Regions from separate parts of the Homo sapiens genome. Here region 2 is linked to region 1. Evidence: chromatin loops called from intact Hi-C (ENCODE). Cell type or tissue: Calu3. All regions are shown on one strand.

The links. A loop is a pair of places that touch in the nucleus more often than their neighbours do. Peaks named below come from ENCODE experiments on the same cell type or tissue, not always from the same donor. Only the 100,000 strongest peaks of a DNase experiment are listed, where the experiment ranks them.
Region 2: it touches region 1 in a loop (2.2-fold over the local background); 5 of 110 quality-filtered maps call a loop at or near these places.

The regions. Positions count from the first base shown.
Region 1 is chr14:22,039,358-22,041,857 of GRCh38, forward strand. It overlaps TRA and TRAV20. Among named protein-coding and RNA genes, the nearest start is that of OR4E1, 370 kb to the left of the region's middle. In Calu3, no CTCF peak of the experiment used is centred here; a DNase peak (open chromatin) is centred at 1,114.
Region 2 is chr14:21,912,458-21,914,957 of GRCh38, forward strand. It overlaps TRA. Among named protein-coding and RNA genes, the nearest start is that of OR4E1, 240 kb to the left of the region's middle. In Calu3, a CTCF peak has its summit at 1,479 (motif pointing right); a DNase peak (open chromatin) is centred at 1,524.

The DNA.
Region 1 (2,500 bases):
GCAATATTTATTAAATGAAAAATGCATGGGTTCTCTGTTATCATTTACATATTTTCAATAATTTTTATAAATATATTTGTTCATGTTGGCAAACATCTTTTTATGGGGATAACCATTTCAGCATAATCTTTGGTAGTAAAAGACTGGAAATGAAAATACAAAAATGCAAAACTGTTTAAATATAATATAGTACAGCCAAACAATGGAATACTACGTGGCCATTTTGCATGGACAAAAAACAAGGCACAGAATGATATGTATGTTTGTCTGAAAATAATGAGTATGTACGTGTATGAGAGTGTTTGAAAGAACAGATGCATAGATGCCTCTATAATGAGAACTGTGATACTGAAGGACAGATGAGGAGGAAAGACTTACTTTTGCTGTGTATTATTTATATTGTGTAAAATATTTATAATTTGCATGGAATAATCTCCCTCGCCACACACACACACACACACACACACACACACACACACACACACAGTGACTTTCAGGTCTCTCTGAGGTCCAGAAATGGAGACCTCTTTTTTCTCTCTGTTATGCTTTTTCAAAACTTCCTTCCTTCTAATATCTACCAATTTTGTGACCCTGAATTTTGGTCACAGTTGGTCTCAATCCTGTAGTCACACAGAAAATTATTTGAAGACATGGATTTCTTAATTTATGTTCCAAATTCTCTGCACATTGCATCAGAGAGGTTTCTAGACACATCCACAAGCTATTTGATCCCCTCAACTCCATCTTTTATTTTCAGAGCTCTAGTCTTTTTAAGGTTTCACCTGCTGAGGTTTTGAGGTTTTAAGGTTTTAAGGTTTCACCTGCTGAGGTTCTTGTGCATTCTAGTGAAAAATATATTTTAGTGAGAAATATAATTACAGCTACCAGTCGGATTCAACTCCTTTGTAACTTCTGGTTGCAGCTTAGCTTTAAAAACCATTCAAAAAACAATCTAGAGAATTAAGAGTCCAAGTAAAATAAGGCTTTTCTCATTGCCACTTTAAACCTCATATGCACTATGCCCACCAAATATGAAGAATATTTTTCTTTGTAGGTGGCATAAAGTGGGTACCGTGGGACAGTACTGTGGCCACGAGGTGGCAGTGGTTCAATTTACTCTCATTCTACAACTGCCTTTAATTTCAAAAGCATGAAAATTACTAGAGGACTTGCATTTGATTGGTTGAGCAGCCAACAGAAAGGCTCTTTCCTGCATTACAGAATATGAACTAAGATACAGAAGTGGCGCCTCTGAGAAAAGAAGGTTGGAATTATCGTAATTTGTTTCTAGGCTGAGATACCAGCATGGAGAAAATGTTGGAGTGTGCATTCATAGTCTTGTGGCTTCAGCTTGGCTGTAAGTTGGAGGTTAAGAAATGAGAACCATTCGTGCAAAGCTGAGGAAGAGAGATGAAGATTTAATCTCAGCTCATTCAGTTTTCCTGTTGGAATTTTTCAAAGCTGCTAAACTAAAAGCTTTGTATAATTTCTGATTTTGTTTTCCTGAACAGGGTTGAGTGGAGAAGACCAGGTGACGCAGAGTCCCGAGGCCCTGAGACTCCAGGAGGGAGAGAGTAGCAGTCTCAACTGCAGTTACACAGTCAGCGGTTTAAGAGGGCTGTTCTGGTATAGGCAAGATCCTGGGAAAGGCCCTGAATTCCTCTTCACCCTGTATTCAGCTGGGGAAGAAAAGGAGAAAGAAAGGCTAAAAGCCACATTAACAAAGAAGGAAAGCTTTCTGCACATCACAGCCCCTAAACCTGAAGACTCAGCCACTTATCTCTGTGCTGTGCAGGCACAGCGTTCCCCAGGCACCTGCAACTTGTATCAAAACCCTGCAGCTGAGGATCTGAAATGATGGCAGAGGTATCTCTGCTGTTCTTCCTCTTGAAGGAGTATTTATTTAATGCCCAGGACCTTTTTCCAAATGGTCCTTTGGAGAATGAAGTCATGAGACAAAGCCAGAGGGCAGGGACTACTGTTCATTCTGTCCAGGCATCCTAGACAGTCCCTTGTGCATGTTCATGGGTCAGTCTACTCTTAATAACATCCCAGAACTTCCCTCACATAAATTCAGAAGGGCCAGATGTAATATGAAGAGTCCTGGTTTCCAGTTGCGGACTACTTGGAAAAAGACTGCACAGGTGCATACACTCCCTGCCGAAAAAAAAAAAATGTGTGTATGTGTCTGTGTTGTCTCACAATAATCTGGTCACGTTAATATAAGTAAATCTTTTTCATTTTAATATAGTCTTCTTGAAACCCACATCTCCACCAGCCACATCTCTATATTTCTCATCCCTTCATCATCAAATTACTTGAAAGAATTGTCTGGACTCATTCTCTTAATTTCCATTCTTCAGTCTCATTCAAACCTGGCCCCTGTTAGCATTACTCCAAGGGAAGTTCTCACTTTAACACCAGCGGTTTTGGTATTGATAAGGCTATCAGATATTTTTCAGTACTCATCTTGTCTAAGATTTGCAGCAGTCTTTCCTCC
Region 2 (2,500 bases), 130 kb before region 1:
TTTTTTCATGGTCCAGGACATATAAACAGAAAGAGGAAGCAGATAAGCTATAGGTCTTTCTTTATGGCTCAGGACCTATAGCTCTCCTGAGCAAATAACGTACATAACTCACAGACTTCCTGCTTATCATCAAACACCTCTATCTATCATCAAAAACCTCAGTTGACAGAAGAATGCAAGTTAGTTCCTTGCTACCTTGGCATTACCAGTACTGCATGCAGCACTCGGCAACCCAAAAACATCCTATAAAATCTCCAGCAGGCCTTTGTTTCCTTGCCATCAGCTCCTCTTCGGCTGATTGCTCCCTGGCAACTACTTTCATACTTTCTTTAATAGATCTGCCTTTCTTTATCTACAACAGTCTTGGTAAATTATTTTATCCCCACACCACCAGCCCAGGTAGTCATCACTCACCTGGGACATTGGGGATTACATTTCAACATGAGATTTGGGCAGGGACACAGATCCAAACTATATCACACATCATCTTAAGTCTTCATCAATAGGGAGAGGACTATATAAACTGAAGTATATCTCTAATAGGGTGCAATGTAGCAGAAGTTCCCGTATGTGTTAATATAATAAGCTCTGCAAGATATATTATTGAATTTATAGTGTGAGTTACAAAAAGGTATACATGAGATGCATCATTTGGTATTAAATTTTAAAATTATAAATGAAATACTATTTATTTTCAGCATTTTTTGTATTTAGTACATGTATATAATGCTATAGTAAAACATTTGGAAGTATCAACTCCAAATTGATAAGATGAAGGGAGAATTAGGGTAACGAGTGATGAAAGAATCAGAACTGGGAGTGGTAGTAAAAGTGGATTTTCGTCTACCTGGTATGTTGTATTACTTTTAATAATTTCAAATGTTCATGAATTCTTTATAATATTAAACCAATAAAAAGTCATAAAAGCCATCATAAAGGTTTATCCATATTCTATTCTATTATCCTCATGAAAAAGGAGAGAAAGAGGGAAATGACCACCCTTTTTATAAGGTCTTGTCCAACCTTCCTAAGTATTTCTCCCACCTCTGGGATCATATAGCTTTTAGTTCACATTCTGCTTAGGATCCCACTCTTTGATTCTATTATAGACATGTGTAGTTTTGTACTCTTCAGTAGATTATGAACTAATGTCTCATCACTTTTTACATACTCTTAAAACCTAATAAATTAATCACTTATGGTAATACTTCAAAAAATCTTTTTGGATTTTCTAAAACAAAATCAGAGAATTCAAATAAATAGCGCAAGATGGGAATTGTCAAATTATTTTAAGATATTAATTTCCATGAAGTGGCATTTTAAAAGTGGTAATTGGTTCACTGTTAATCCCCATTCAGTCTAGGCAGCTATATTGTTTTCTGACCGCCTCCATTTCCTTCATAGGAAACATGAAGTGAATGGGGCTGTGTGTGTGACTACTGAGGAGTTAAGTTGGTGCAAAGTGGTCTTTGTTGATGGTTTCAGTCCACTAGGGGGCACTCTAGGACTTCCGAAATGAAGACTTTTTCTGATGGTCTCAGCGGACGGAACAGGATACAAAAGGGCATGTGAGTCAGTCAAATCACAGATAACAGGGAGCTGGGGCGGGGTGGAGCGTGATGTGTGTGTAAGGTTCATCTTAGGTTTTCAGCTCTGACATTCTATATAAAACCTCAGAAAGCTGGAGTTCATAGGTCTATAAATCCATTGTGAGGATGATTCTGTAAGCAGAGGTAAGGGAATTGGAGTTTTACTGGGCATTGCGAGCATGGATGTTCATTAGAAAACATCTTCATTCCATGTTTTCAGTTTCTAAATTTTTATGATTAAAATTCATGAAATTCACTGACTTGGAAATTATTCTAAATACCCCTGATATCTGATCTTTTCATATATCTTCTCTGAGACTAGAAGGAAAAAGAATAAACAGAAGAGAAGAAAATAGGAATAAAATAAGGATGAAGAACAGAAAGAGAATAGGGAGGGGACAATATTTAATTTGACCAGCAATATGTGGCCTGATGAGAACAGCTGTGAGGGCCTGCAGGGTGTGTGGGGAAAGGTCTGGGAAGAGGAAGGGGAGAGGTAGAAATGCAATTAGAGTGGATATCATACGCACATCCTATTTTTCCTCTAACCAACCAACCTCTAGTTGGAAACATTTTCTAATGCCCTGATTTCAAGAAACTATTTATTTCTAAATTTGCAATGCATGCTATCAAATAGTTTTCCTTTATTAGAATTTTCATATATTTGAATTCTCCAATTTTCTGTCAAACTGTGTAATTTGGGAAATGGGATCTCTCTTCCCATGACTCTTTAAAGCTCTATTTAACCTAGCTGAGACACAGATTCTTCTGAGAGGTATCATCCCCCTTCCTCACATACTATCCATAAACTAGTCTTACATAAAGTGCTTCTTTTTTTTAAAAAAAACCTATATCTTCATACATTAGAAATATTGCCTCTTCCTCTCGTGAACTATTCACACCCATGAATT